2 separate regions of the Homo sapiens genome follow, and region 2 is linked to region 1. The links are chromatin loops, found by intact Hi-C in ENCODE. Cell type or tissue: dorsolateral prefrontal cortex. All regions are shown on one strand.

Region 1 (8,000 bases):
CATTAGCTCAGAATTTACCTGAAACTTGTTTTAACAGTACAAATTTGATGTAAATAATTTCTAGATTCTTAGAAAATCATTGTACTTTGGTTTTAAAAAAGGACTAGAAAAATAATTTATCTATAAAGACTTAACAGACTCATATTCACCAGTGTTCTCATAAAATGGAATGTTTTAATTGAAGTGAATGTTCTGATTTAGTCAGAAATCTTTTGGGTTTTCCACCCTTGTTTAAATTCTTTATAAAACATATTAGTCCATGTTTCTGGCTCAGTAAGTACAGTATAGTGTGCTGAGTATAATTAATACTTCTCTGATAACTGTAACCCCCAGAGTGCCTCAAAAATCTTCATAATGAACATTAATTATGATGTTACAGAGAGGTAGGTGGCAAAGAGGAAAGAGTAGGTTTGCAATGCTCAAGTTATATAACAAATCCTGGAAATATTTAGGCTCTTTATTTTGGTTTTATTTCTTTATACTCATCCCACCAAGAATTCAAAGCACCTAATACACCATTTAACAATTTTAAAAACTGAAGGTATCAAGGCAAAGGGAGCATGTGAATGACATACAAATCAACAAATAAAAGGGTAAGAAAAGTACTTTCAAAGAGGACTACCATACAGTACTCAAAAGTGGTAGCACACACTGCCAAAGCAGATAGGGAAATGAGATCAACCAACAATCAACAGTGTTCAAAAGATTGAAAACAATAACAAATACTCTTATTTGGAGAAGCACAGTTTTTTTCTTAATTATGTATACTGTCATATCATATAATTACTATTTTAAGATAAATAAACTTTATCATAAGCCAATTTTATGAGGAATCTCATAAAAAGGACACTATTTGGTCATGGTGTCCAGTGCTTCTCTCACTTCAGTGTGCATATGGATCACCTCAGCCTCTGGTTAAAATGCAGATTCTGACTCAGTTCATCTACAGGTAGGGCCTGTGGCTCTGAATTTTTAATAAGCTCTTGGGTATTGTCGGCATTGCTCGTCATGGAACACATGTTGAGTAGCAAGATATAGAGAATATCAAGGATGTTCTTGCTAACAATCCATCAAAAGTGAATTTCATAATTTCCTTATAGCATTCTTCATAGTATGATAATAGCATACCACCAATTCAGTAAATGCAATTCTGTAAAAAAAAAATTGTATGGGGTGGATATAGAGAAACACATATTCTAGGCAGGCATGGTGGCTCACACCTGTAATCCCAGCATTTTGGGAGGCCGAGGCAGGCAAATCACCTGAGATCAGGAGTTACAGACCAGCCTGACCAACATGATGAAACCCCATCTCTACTAAAAATACAAAAAATTAGCCAGGCATGGTGGCAGGTGCCTGTAATCCCAGCTACACGGGAGGCTAAGGCAAGAGAATCACTTGAACCCAGGAGGATGAGGTTGCAGTGAGCTGAGATCGTGCCATTGTACTGTAGCCTGAGCAACAAGAGCAAAACTCCATCTCAAAACCAAAAAAATTTAAAAAAATAAAAAAGAAAAGAAAAACATGCATTCTAGGTACACATATCTCTTAATCTATTTTGACCGAATGACAAAATTTAGAACACCTAGATAAGCAAAGGGGGAAAAACATATCTTCCTTCATGTCAGTTGAATGAATTAACTAACAGACATCAGGTTCCTCATGTTTGATCATTTTTCTGAGTGAAGAAAAGAATTAAGAATTCTTTATAGACCATGATTTGGCTCTTTGTCACTATAGTGATTCCAAATGTAGGATGAATCCTTTGTAACAGCATGTTATAAATATTTTCAGCTTCAAATTAATTCCATTTAAAATTTGCATATTCATATATATGAGTGCATATTAAATTATTTAAAGATTTATGTTTTGTATCCTAGCAAAGTTTTAAGCATTGATCATTTTCAAAAGAAAAAAAAGCTTTTATCTGCATTATTTAAGTAATTAAACTATATGAAAATAAAGAATAAGAAAGGGAAATTCTAAAAGTTAATTGTTCCAATAATACAATTTATTTCTTTTTTTGAAGTGAGTAATTAAGCAGTAGAATTACAAAGTTAAAAGAGGCCTAGTTTTAGAAGAGAAGAAATCAAAGCTCAGGGAGGTTAAGTGACTTTCTCAAGGTCACACAGCTAGCAAATCCTAGAGTTAGGCCTTTGAATATTAGACCAATGCTCATCTCTCATATGTCTTACTGCTTTACTATCATTATTCAAACTGACCTACAGATCCTGATGGATCTGTATGAGATGATGAGTATATATATATATACTCATTGCCATTCAATGTAATGGTAAAAGCAGAAACAAAGTGGAAAGCACCATATTCCATTCACTCATTAATACATACTGAGAACCAACAATATAATAGTCATTGAGTTGGAAGCAGAAGGACAGGATGCAATAATAGCATTGGCAACTCCTTGTGGAACATACTATTTAGATGGGGTAAACATGCACTTATAACATGTCTTAATAATAGCCTGAGAAATATTATGCTGTAAATACATAGGAAATGTTGTCAGGAATTAAAGGATGTGATATTTAAGATGGGTCTTGAATACTGAATATTATTTTGGCCAGGTAGAATAGAAAAGCTGGGCCTGCTAGAAGCTTAAAAAGCATAATGTGTTTACAAATGCCAAATAAATTCCTTGTAATTATAAGAAATATTGGGTGGAGTGAGTGTGAAGTGCTAGAGAGCAAATTAAAGATGGAAGTCAAGGATACAGGTTTCTAGCTTAAATAGTAAAAGTCAAACTAATATAGTCAATAATCATTAAAACATATTAAAATATTTTTGTTTTTTAATTTCTATAAATTTATGGAGCACATGTGCAATTTTGTTACATGGATATATTGTGTACTGGTGAAGTCTGCAATTTTCGTGTATTCATCGTGTGAAAAATATATATTGTACCCATTAATTTCTCATCACTCACCCCCTTCTCACTCTCACCATTCTGCATCTCAAAAACATTTTTTAGACAATGAAAACAAATCTGTCTAATACAGTCAATCTGCTCCTAAGAGGGACTCCTCCTCCCTCTTCAATGGGGTACCCACAGAGGACACAGCCTTAGCCTCTACAACTGTCAGATTAGTCACTCAGGACTGGCAGCAATTGGACCAGTCTTGGTAAGGGAATATTCGTGTTGTTGAGCCCAGGAATAGTGTCTAGTTTTGCTTCCATGGCCACCATGACCATGAACCCATTGAGTCGGAATGAGAATGGCTGAGGAGAGAGGCCAACTGACAACCAGAGGATGGGTCTTCTATTCCACATGGTTGTTCTGAGCCTGTTCTCTGGCAGTGCCTTTGTTGAACATTTACATAGAATGCAACATCTTCACACTCTGACCATTTCAAACGGATCACTCAAGTACCTCAATCGAGTTTTTCTCTTGGCACTCAACTATTCCTAAGAAATTCCCCCATGAGGGCTTAGTTATGCATTGAGGGAGGAGAGGTAATGCAGAAGGATTATATGTAGTAAAAGTTTGAGACACCTGCTTGTGCCTTCTGAATCTGCTTAAGCCTGGTCTCTAACATATTCTTCCACACATGATAAATTGTTGCACACATGCCCAATCAAATAGTTTATGATGGCAGCTAAAATTGCACGGTTACTTGATGATCCATGTTCGGGTATTCCAATGCTACCAAGGCCTGATAGCTTTGCAGGAACCATTTTTTGAAAAGAGGTTAGTTAACTGCAGAAGTTGACATAGCTTTTCTCCAAACCATAGAGACTATAACCCTAATTCTCCTATAAGGGTTTTTAAGAAGTTCCACAAGTATCTCCATTTCCAGATACATCAAATATTATTATGTCTACTGGGACACTAGGCCTATGTAGAAGAGTAGTTTGCACTGCAGTGTTACTAGCTGCAGAGGCTTTTCCTTCTATGAGATGCCTTTTCAGTTACTCAGTAGACACAGTGGAGCAACAAAGAAATGTGGTTTATGTTGTCCCCCAAAGCCAAATAAGCTAACCAAGATTTGTGCCACCATAATCTTTGAGGACTGAATTATGGCAGAGAGAAATGTTGACATAGCCCTGAGGTAAGACTTTAAAGATACACTGATGATCTTGCTAGGTAAAAGCACACTGCTGCTGGTGATCTTTGCAATAGTCATAGAGACAAAACTATTGCCCAGATCAATTACTGTGCACCACGTCCAAAGGGCTACGTTGATTTGCTTCAATAAAGAAACCGCATATGGGACCACAGCTGCAACTGGAATCAATGCCTGATTACATTTAAGATAATCCACAGTAATTCTTTAAGATACATATATCTTCTTCAAAATACGACCAAGGAAATAAAATGAGGACATAATGGAAACCACCACCCCTGCATATTTCAAGCTTTTGGTGGTGGCACTAATCTGCAGTTTCTCTAGGGTTGCAGTACTACTTTAGGTTCACCGTCCTGGCAGGGATGAAAAGTTCCAGAAGTTTACCCATGTCCCATCCTGCCAGAAAAACTTTCACTTCATGAATCAGGGATAAATGTATGGAACCTGACAGTTGCCGTTTGAGTGTGTTGCAATTATTCACACAGATGCCAGAGAAGTAATTTCAATATGGGTCCATGGACCCACTAAGGGGATAAACTGTGTGCAAAACTCCATTTGTTAATTCAGGATTGAGACTTCAGGAAGACTCAGCACTTGCATAAACCTGTGAGTGCAGTCTACAATTTTGTATGCCCTACATGCCTGGCTTGCTTTACCCTAGTCCTGGCTCTGTGTCAGGACAAGCACAATCTCCACTTTGACTAGTGGACTGCAGTAGCATTTTGGGTCCATGAATTAGTATAAATTTAGACACAACATTTACTAATCCCTATATATTTTGGGCATTTCTCTCTCCCAAGTGCATAGTCACCCTAGTTAGTGGTTGCAGGTCCTTTTGGGCAGAACTTGAAGGAAGATTTTATATATACTTGTGAAAGTACTTTAGGATTCACCTTTAGGAGGATTTTGCCTCCAGTTCTGAAAGCTGACTTAACCTACGAACTCAGTGAGAGGCCAGGACCCTTCACTGTGGTGATGCAAGTCAAGTTCCTGGCCACCAGACCTACAATTTTATCTTTTTTTTTTTACAGATTAAGTGATATTTTAGAAAAGTGTTTATATATTTGCTTTTATGAATACCATAATTATCTATAACCAAAAAATCCATGCAGATAATAAAAATGCTCCATGCTAATTGGCTACTCCTGCCTTCTACTAATGGTCTCCCCTTAATTCTAAAGGCTAGGCATTACCACTTGGAATTACCTTGCCCCTGTAGAATTCCAGAAACCCCAGTGAATTCAGGAAGCTATCTCATTGGCAGCATCTCCCACCATCATCTCTGGCTTATAGAAGAGAGTGACTTCTGGGGCATTCTATTTGTCAATGTATTTCTCAATGCTTAAGTTAAAAGAATGTCCTTTGGGATCTCTCTGAGAATACAGTGTCTCGTGTGGTGGTGATGGCATGGAGAGAATCGATTGTGCAAGACACATGGAATAAATCTACTCCAAAATACCTACCTACCTCCATATGCTCTTTTATTCCTTCCTTCATAGTATGCCACAGAAGTTCTAGGATTTCAACCTCATTGAATTTAGGCTACCACTGAGTCAAAGTTTCAGTTACTAACCAGATAAATTTTTACAACCACTTTCAGCAGAGAGCTGGAACTAAAATACTAAACAAACTAAAACATGAAATCACAAATTTCTGCCAATTTAACCATAGCAGTAAGTTTAACCTTATGCTATATATATATCATTACATATCTCCTCCTTAGTCTAAAACCCTTGAAACTTTTGATATAAATTAGCAAAATTTTTCATTCATTCTAGAATATAAGTTATCTTATCCTGGGTCAGACTTCATTCTTCCTCTGGAGTATTCTGATATCTGATTCTAGTTCTGGGTCTGGAAGTAATAGGAAGGGGTTTGGAAACAAAAACATCCCTTTGTACTGCAAGTTCCCCAGGTGAAATAATTGAACAAAGGGAGGGTGGTGTAATTTTATGTCTCTTTCTAGTGGGTTGGCCCGCAATAATAAGGAATAAAATCTTTCAGGGATGCTATGAAAGCTCTCTGATTATCTAACAGTGATTTGAAACAAGGGTTTAAAGAAAGGAGTTTGCCCTTTTCTTTTTCGAAAGCTCCTCAGTGAAGTCATAAAAAGCTATCCCACCCATTTAATCCCTCCAACAACTTGCTTCAGCAGACACTTCATTTCAATCAACCATAGATAATAATTTAATTGAGCGCCACTGCATACTATAAGCAAAAAAAAATCAGTACTGCTTCCAAGACAAAGACAAATACATAACCAAACCAACCCCAGAATATCACCTAATCCCAGAGTATATTTTCTGTGACTACTCCTGATAACAAGCATACCATTATGCAGGATTTTTTCAGGAAAACAAAAACCAAACCAGGTATTTCAATAGCGTGCATATAACTTAGGGAAGTGATTTCACAGGTATTAAATTAGGGGACTGAGAAAGCATGAATGGAACACTAAAGTAGCACAGACGTAATAATTGCAGAAAGCAGCTACCATGACTAAGTATTGAGAAATATGAGAGGTGTGGTAGCGATCAGAATCTAGAAGTTCACAGGAGGGGCTGGGACTTGAACCTCTGAGAAGAGGCACTGCTTTGTGGATGCTGGTAGCTCTAAGGAAGTATGATGAGGCTGATTTGGGGAAGGCCAAGATAAGTTTCCATTCAACTTCAATTACTAGGGATATGCTGACAGAAACAGCAGCAAAAAGGGAGAGGTAAAATCCCTCTCTTCCTCCAGCAATGTCTAGCCTCCTCATGTGCCCTCTATTGGCAGAAACTAACAGGAGGCCATCTAATGAAGGAGAGCAGGACCCTGCAAATCCTATCCCTGTACCACAGATCAGAGTATGGAAGGGTAGTTTTAGAGCCCAGAGGCAATAGTTGGATAATGAGCACATATTTTATATGAAGAAAAAATCAGAAAAGTTTCATGGAGTCAGGAACTAAGTTTTACTCTTATCACATCTCTAACTGTAAGAGTTTTAGAAAGTAATTTCATTTTCCTGAGCATCCATTTCACTTGAAAAATCTCTGTAACAGTACCACCTATGCCTTCCTAGCAGGAGGCATAATGTAGGTGAAAGCACTTTAAATAAGTATAAAGAACTATATAATTATAAGTTTGTCTCACCATTATTGTCCACACTAAATGGAGCCAGGAAAATAATAGAAGAATGAAACTCATAGATAATCTTAAAATCTTTATTTAGATGGTTTTATATTCTTTCCCATCCAACCAGTCTATGTAAGGCACATATATAATAGTTCAGTAAGGCCCATGACTAGCCTCCCATGGATATGCTAACAAGCAGTAATGTGAATCCAAGGACAGAGCATGGGGAATGATAGGACATCAGAAGCTTAGCTAATTCCTCAAATAAATATCGGGTTTGAATAAGTGAAACATAACACATAATTTTTTTAAGTTTTATTTTATTATTTACACAATCATTGTACATATTTATGGGGTACAGTGTGATGTTTCAATACATGTATGCAATATGTAATGATCCAGCTAGGATAATTTGCATAAAAGTTTGAGGTGATAGAGCCATGTACTATTTCTACATGACCTGATCTTCTTGCCATTCTAATCTTTGAGATACCAAAAAGCACCAGAAAAAGCTGAATTTGAAAATTTAACTATTGCCTATAGAAATAATTAATTCATTGATTAAAACTAAATCAACATAACACAGACAACAAAAGTTAGAATACGGAGGGCTTTTTTTTTTTTCTTTAATTGGGATCATGAATAATTATTTGGGAAGCAAATAGTTAACAGATAAATTGGTACATTTTATTCAATAAATTTGCAAGTTAGGAAACCACAGAATTAAATAAGGAAGACTGTTCTAGATGCTTATCAGAGACTTTTAGATAATCACCCACAAAGATTCAGAGGTTCATTCCAGAC
Region 2 (8,000 bases), 260 kb after region 1:
AGACAGCTCTATTACTAACACCACAGCTGTTCCAACAACAAATCACAACTCATCATTCTGCAAACAGGCTTTAGAATTAAACTTAGGATTAATTACGGAATTTTCACTTAAAATTTCTCAAACAGAAAATATAACAGGTCTCATATAGCCCAGCTTATGCTTTTAAGAGTTTTCCATCAAGTATTGGGCAGCATCAGCAGTGCATCTAGCCAGTTGATAAGTCACGGCACTGTTTCTGATTTAGAGGAGATGTTAACAGGATAGTGCAGTGGTCATTCTTATAAGAAAAAAAAAAAAGAATATTACTATTCTAGTTATCATTGGAATGAAATGGGGAGGGGAACAGCTTTTTAAAATGTCACCATGATTTTTAACCGTGTATAATTCTCAGTCCAGGAAGGTAAGAAAAAAAAAATGCTTCATTCCCCCAATATAAATATACAGTGAGGAAAAAAGGAAATCATAGTGGAATTTATGGCATTTCTTAGAGATCTATACACTATGTAACAGAATAAATGAGAAAATGTAGTTTTAATTTCTGTTTGGAGGAAGAAAAAAATAAGGACCTCAAATTGTGCCTGTGGAAAACAGGAAGAGATTTGGTTTTAATGATTTAACTACATTCAAAAAGCCTCATTTTTATTATGTTTGATGCTAAAATCAAAACCTCTATTCCTTTACTTATTCAAAAATGCATACAGAATATCAACAATACATAACTCATATATTGTTGATTATTTTAAGCAAAATAATAAAGCAATGTTAGACAGGCCTTTTTCTTTCTTAGCCATGACTTCTTTGTGACCCATAAATTTCTTTGTATCTGGTAAGTTAAGAAAATGCATCATTCCTAAAATTTTGATTATGTACTTAGATGTTACCTTGGACTCTTACAATCACTTTCAAAACACGTCAAGTACATAAAAGAAGGGACAACCCATGATTAGCATACCAGTGTTCATATCACTGCACTAAGACAGACAATAAATTTCCATTACATTGTCAAACTCACTCAAAACAATCAAATATTTCACTGAACCATTTACAACTATTGATTGCACACCAAACCTAACTTTATATTCTTCCTATTTTAAGTAGATGCAATATTTTACAAGGGCTTCACAAGTAAGAGATTGTGAATGTAAAGCAGTCCATTAATTTTATATAAGCTGTTTTATATACCTATGGGCCTCTAATAACATCCAGCTACAAGGTTACAAGGAGAAGAATCATTTTCTAAAGTTCAGTTGAAGAGGTTGGAGTGCGCATGACTAAAATTTCAGCTATCATGCCATTGTAGTTCCTCTTTACCAAAATTACTTTCATTCTGTAGCTGAAAACACTGACATAAACAGGACAACAGTGCAATGTCAGGTATCAGATTCCTACCAAGGAAATGGTACTTTCAAACCCATGTTGGAACAACTTATATGAAAACAAAAGAATTCTCCACAATTATTTTCCATGGAATCCTCTAAAGAGGTGAATACATAGAAACATATAACCTTGCTTTGCTTTGTGTATATGTGTATGTGTAATCTGTAAATGAAAAAGGCTCTTTAAAACCAGGAAATTTTCTCTAAATCTTTGTCGTAATTTTTGTGCCAATAACCTCTTAGAGAAGAAAGTGCCTCTTTCTTTTAGTCTGCGGTTTTCAATTGTATTAAAATTCCTGCCAATTTGTATCTTCATCTTAGCTCTAGAAGGCCCCGTTACACTATGTGTAAATTTATGCATTGTGGTGGGTTAGAGGCAGGGAGGCAGAAAAATGTAGGGCCCTGCAGCTGTTTCCAGTCACCTCTTTCTGCTCAGCTTCCTGCATCATACTGCACTTTACCATAGTGTACATTTCCAGTGAGTGGTAAGCCTGGCCTTTTGTTCCTCTAAGTTAGTACAAGCTAATAAATGTCTTTTTCGCTTTATTGGGACCTCTCTTTAAAGAGGCTTGACTGTGGGGTCTGATCTCAGAGAGATAGTCCTTTAGACTTGAGAAAAGTAAATTAAGAGGACAATTCTGTTAATATCAAAGCAGGCTTATTACTTCAATATAAGCACTTCCTTAATTTTCCTTTCTCAGCATGCTACATAAATATAAATAAAAGAGCTCTCCACTGGATGTAAGTTACGTATATCTCACAGAGTTTAATTACAAAGCCTCTAAAAATGAAGAGGGTGGGAGGAAATCATGCCCTACATCATACAGTCCTAGTATTGTGTTGGCTAGCTGTCTCTGACCACAAGGAAACAAAGACACTCAGGTAATCACAATATGCCATAAAAAGGCTGGGCTCTGAGGAAAAGAAAATCCAAGAGAAGAGGACAGATAGTATTACTTTAATGCCTGGAAGGCCATAATTTTTAATTTTGTTCTCATTAATGTTATTATAAATGCGATCATTTTACTGCAATGAAGGAGGAGTTAGGTTATTTTAAAACTGCTACATCCTATCTTCTTTGCAGCGATTGATTCACTGTTATAAGGGAGGGGCGAGCTAGATGAAGACGATGAAGACGAGGCACTGACAAATGCACACCACACACACACACCTCAGTTAACCCTAAGTACTATGGTATTGCAGGTAACTGCGAAGACACCTGTACAGGAATACAAGTTTCATCCCAGCAGCTGTCCATCGGGGGCATCAGGCAACTTCTGAGTGTGAAAAAGACTGTGCCAGGGAGGGTGGACTGCGGAAGAGAGGAGAAATGGGAATAGGCTTGTAATCCAGCAGGCAAGACCCTGGGCAGTTCAGTGACCTCGGTGGGTGGAGGCGGGGCCTATACCCAGTCCTAGAAAACTAGCGGGCTGGCCCTTAAGCTAAAGGCCGAAATCTCGCCAGGGCCTCAGAGAATACCTCCGAGGCGTTGCGCCTAAACCTTCTCTTCCTCACCTTCCGACCGCTCTTTTCACCTTCTGATTCGTTCCCTTCTCGAGGGCTTGCCTTATGTCCGAGCTAACTTATGCTACGGGTTAATGGAGCACTACATGCCAGATCTCTGCTCCTTTAATACAGCGAGAATTTGCAGAATCGGGTGACAAGAAAAGGATTGACTCCTATGCTAAGGCAAGAGAAACGGACAGAACTTCCCAGCCAACCTTCGCCTTTGACATAGACAACCCCTAGCGCCAACGCTCGGTACTATCCGTCTTATTTCTGGATCAAATCAACGGTGTGACCGCTGCGGTGGAGGAACTGGGCGCACTTTAAGTGACCGCAGTGTCTGCTCTAGGGCGTGCAGACAGCCCCCAGGGGAGTGTGCAACAGCGGCCAGGGCAAGCGGCGAGGGAGGTAGGGCAACGTTGTGTGAGAATGAGTGTTTGTAGGGGGCGGTTGTTCGTCGTTGTTTGTTTGTTGTTGCGGTTTGGTAAGTAAAGAGAAACTCCCCCCCGCCGCTCCATCCCGGGTCTAATGATGATAGATTTCACGCTGCATCAGGCCCCACGCTGGCGAGCCTAACCACGGAAAATAATGAGGCTGCATCCCCCATTCGTCTGCATTAAAGGCGAGCCAGGAACTTTCGATAGCAAATATATCGATTTCCCTGCCTAGCCATGGTTTGTCCTGCTCCCCGTGAATAATTACTGCGCCTTTAGAAATTCATAATAATTAGGACTCTCCCCACCCTCTCCCTCACCCCTGCGCGCCGCTAAAGGCGCCTTAGCCTGGAAGGCGCCTGGGTGGCTCCAGCCGTGTTCCTCGCCGGGGGAAGAGGGGCAGGAATCGCTTCTCCCCATAGGGTTTTACTCTTGCGAATAAGTTGGTTGCCTCAGTTTCCTTGTCTGTCAGTTGAGACTTTTACATTACTAGAGACACTTCTAGCTCTTCGTTACAGCCTTCACGTTTCTGTTTCGGGGGAGGGGTAGATTTAATGAACTGTGAAAGAATGGGAGACTGGGTAGGGGGAGAAGTTGGGGAAAAGAAGGATTCGCAAAATCTCCGTGGTGATCACGTGACGCCGCAACCACTGAGTGTGGTAATGGAGAGGGGTGCAAGCAAGAGTTTCTGACCGCAGGTCATGCTGGGGACCTAGAGACGGGAGCTAGCTGCCCCCCGAATAGCTGGAAGGGGTAGGCGGGTCGTCACAGTCGCGAGCGGGCCTTGAGGAGGTATCTGCGGAAACCGAGAGTGCTAACTCGACTTTAAGGACCCAGCCGGAGCGGCAGCGGGGGAGGCAGGCCCTACTGCTGGCACCAGGCGGGGCGGAGCCTGTGGCGCTGGCCGTGGTGCTGAAGAGTCGCTCTCCCGGCCCTGGCGTGCCCCACGCCCGCCTGCCCGCGATCAAATCTTATAGCCCGCGGCCTATTCTCCCGAGAACTGCCGCTATCCAGCCCGCTGTCCCAAAAGCACCGAAGCTTGGTGGCGTCGACGAAAATTACCCAGAAACAGCGCTTTTGCATGGGGACTTGGGCTCCGGACGCGAGAGGGCTGCATCTGTGTTTCCATAAACCTGTCGAGATCGCTCGAGGTCACCTGCGACTGAAAGCAGACAATAAAGCGCGCAGCTGTGGCGGCGGCCACTACGGCTGGGAAACCCCGGGGCCTGAACACTGCGGCTTTGGTCAGCGGACTGAGTTTCCGAAGGGAGGGTATGAAGCCTACGTCGAAAAAAGTTTCTTGCTTCTTGTAGAAGACGAAGGAAAATGGCCTTTTAAAGTCAATGTGTGAGGACGGGGTCTAAGACATAGGGTGGGATGTGTGAGCCGGATGCCCTCTCCTTCCGGTGTGGCGAGGACGCGCGGCCTCCCCCTGCGCCCTTAGCCGCGGCAGCTAGGATCCTTCGCTTCAGAATCCATTAGGGCGGCGGGGGTGATGGCGAGGCGCGGCCAGAGGCAGGTTCAGCGGGGACGCGCAGAGCTCCCGCAAGCCAGTTTCTAAGGAAACACTCAGTTTTTCTAAGCAGCAATTTGTCTTATTGTGGGAGAAAGAAACAGTACAAGAAAAGCCTCCCGGTTCTCCATTCTCATGCAGATGAGGCGATGCGCTCTGGATGCGGCCTGTGTCTCCCCCTCCCCATCGTATTTCCGGCTTGAACGAGTAAAATACCCTCATTAATTTATAGGAAGAAGGAGCTAGGAAAGCTTTTCGTAAGCCGTGGCCCGAGAGGAGCTACTGTCTTGCTGCTCCTGGGACCCCACTGCTTGTGCCGTCCCAACGCCCTGGCTCCCAACGCCATCTCGCTTTCCACCACCCCGAACCCCTGACTAGACGCCTAAGGAACTTTCGGCAACAGAGGGCACCGGAGCAAGAGAATCCCCTCCCCGCCCACCCCCACAGACCCCCTGCCGGCTCCCACCTCCGCAATCAATAAAATATACTAGGGAAAGCTCTTTGCAGAGGAGGTAATTAGGTTTTCATCCCGTAGCAGAAACGCAGCGCGCTCATCAGAAGTTTAAACAACAGCCACCAACCCGCGAGGGCAGGGCAAACTTGGAAAATGCGCAAACGCGCTCTTGGGCGCGCGGAGGGGTTTGAAGAAGCCGCCAAAATATATTATCTCAATAAAAAGCCGCTCTTGGAAAGCTTGCATAGTAATTGAGACGGGCGCTCTTTTCTGATCTGGGTTGGCATTTCCTCATCTCGAGCTGACAGAGCCAACTCAGGAAATTGCTGGTAATATTCATCTGGGGAGCACTTTCATTAAACGTAATTCATTCGACTTTCACAATAAATTGAGTGACATCCTTACAACGGAACCTTTTTATCCTTGATTAAGTGCTTGCCAAGCTTTGGTTTCCCACTTTATTGTCACATTCCTTCAAGCAGAGTCGTCAACATGCCAATCTGAGGCAGAAAAATGCGCGCGCTGTGTTTACCAAGCTCCGGGAGGGGGTTAGTGCTGACATCCAGAAAAAGAGCTGGTCGGGAACTTGACTAGTGGATAAATCAAGACTGAAACTTCCTGCACACACGCGACGGGACCAGGCAAATAGTGGCTAAGAGAATGCAGAGGGAGGCGAGAGTGCAGACCCGCTTTGAGACTCGGCTGCACCATGAAGCCGCTGACCCAACCGCTCTCGGCTGGCAGGCTCGCCTGCCTTTCCTTAATTAGAACGGCGAGGACTGTTAAGGTCTTAAAATGAGATCTGAAGCCCCTAACGGACAATGGTTGCCCAAGAGGAGCTTTCCTGAATCGAATCAAAGCTAGACACTTTTTATTTTTAAAAAAATCAGAAAGAACGCACACTTCCTAACTTCCCACTTGAGAGCAGGCAAACTTTCAGAGCTTCCATCACTTGCTTTACAGGAGCGCAAGAAGAGTGTTATTCCTCATTCCTGAAATTCCCTTTTGACTCGCAGCCGAATTATTTGAGGGCTCTTCAGATCCAGGAATTCCAGGTGAAGCTGACAAGCACCTTGGTATTCCAGGACTGGGAGGATGGGGAAGGCATCTCTTTGCCAATGCGAGGCTCCTTCTTCCCCATCGCCCCCCTAGTCAACTCCCCACCCCCTATAAAATCAAAGAAGCTCAGGGCAGAAAATTTCTTATTGGAAAAAGCAATATCCAAATGCTTTCGGCACTCAAATGCCCTTTCGAAAATATTGTCGACGACGGTTATTACCCGGACAATGCTGTCAATTTCTGTAGTCTGCAGAAAATCTTTCCTCAGATAGAAAAATAGGACACTGGGCACCTATCTCAAAAAAAAATCAACCAATTTCCCAGCCACCTGATATATTTTTCACCCAGACAACACTTTCATTAAGGAAGAAATAGCCGTCAACAATTCAAAGCCAAATAGAAATCAACTTCGCACAGAGGAGCCACGAATTTAATGGCTTTCCGAAAAAATACCGCTGAGAAAGTTGGAGCAATCCTGGTTCTCTCCGAATACTAAAGTCAGCTTCTCTAAAGCTGTCACTAGAAGGCCTCAGACCAAGATAATCCTTCTGGAAATGGGGCAGAAAAGTGTCCCACCCAAGTGCTTCCCACACACTTGGGCGAGCTGCTTTCTTGGTCAATGGAAAGTTGAACATTTCAGGGAAATGCCTAGAATAGTAGCAACTTCTGTGTCCCCCAGAGCTCAGGAATACATCTTAAAACTGATGAGTTCTAAGGCTGTGCTTCTGGGGTAGAGGGCCTTCCAAAAATCTAGTCTGAATCCCGTATGTATCTAAAAGGCTGGTCTGTAGTAGAAGAGTCAGGAAATGCAGTGGAATGAGAAACTTTTAGTACTGCCTCCAAGAACTAGCCTTAATAGGGAACACTTAATAGCCACTGTCAGGAAATTTATTTTATTTTGTTTATTTTCAGTAATAAGCTCAAATTGATTAGAATTTTCAGTGTGCAGCTGGCTTAATTTTTAAAGAATGAGAAGCACACATACCTAGTCCAAAGAAAAGACATTGCTGGTCTCTCTCCCTCTGCTTTTCCCCCAGCTCCAATATACCTTAACAGCCATCTTCATAATGAGTGGATTTCACCCAAATGATCTAGCTTTTAACAGTGCAGAGGTAGTGGTCCCATAGATACATTAATTACTCTCCAAACTCTATTAAACAATTGGTGTAGAATTCACATTTTAAGGATATCCCAAATTTGAGAGAATAGATGGCTCATAATGTGGCACAAGTTTAGAAAGGATTTTTAATTCATGCCTATTTTGATTTAAAAAGCAACTTGATTATTAGCAATTTAATTCCTAGCAGAAATGGTGGGACCCCTTCTCATTAGAATAGAGCTGTGGATGGGTGACTAGTCACAGTAACTTTATACAATGCCTTGTCGGATGCATTGGATTCAATTTCTGAGTAGCTTTTTCATTAGCATGCTCAGAAAGTGCTCATTAGACTCACCTCTCTAACTGAGAGTTACCACAGGTGAGCCCCCAAACAGAATGCCACACCCTGTGGGAGATGCTTTCCTGGTGTCCTGGCCTATCCTTCTACTTGATCCAATGAGGCTGATTCAAGTTAGAACCCCCACTCTTCAGAGCAAGGAACCATATTTTTCTAGCTGATTCAATATATGCTTCAATAAAGTTAAAATGCTATCATCCT

What was found. Hi-C counts contacts between places; a loop is a spot of excess contacts. Peaks named below come from ENCODE experiments on the same cell type or tissue, not always from the same donor. Only the 100,000 strongest peaks of a DNase experiment are listed, where the experiment ranks them.
Region 2: a loop joins it to region 1, with 2.3 times the contacts of the local background. A loop is called at or near these places in 3 of 110 quality-filtered maps.

The regions. Positions count from the first base shown.
Region 1 is chr7:8,701,860-8,709,859 of GRCh38, reverse strand. The region is part of intron 2 of NXPH1 (neurexophilin 1); the gene reads right to left. Among named protein-coding and RNA genes, the nearest start is that of NXPH1, 270 kb to the right of the region's middle. In dorsolateral prefrontal cortex, no CTCF peak of the experiment used is centred here; no DNase peak of the experiment used is centred here.
Region 2 is chr7:8,439,207-8,447,206 of GRCh38, reverse strand. The region is part of intron 2 of NXPH1 (neurexophilin 1); the gene reads right to left. Among named protein-coding and RNA genes, the nearest start is that of NXPH1, 9.6 kb to the right of the region's middle. RefSeq lists a silencer at 4,132-4,311 and an enhancer at 5,490-5,990. In dorsolateral prefrontal cortex, no CTCF peak of the experiment used is centred here; DNase peaks (open chromatin) are centred at 3,172 and 4,206; H3K4me3 peaks cover 4,545 bases; H3K27ac peaks cover 1,279 bases; H3K27me3 peaks cover 7,496 bases.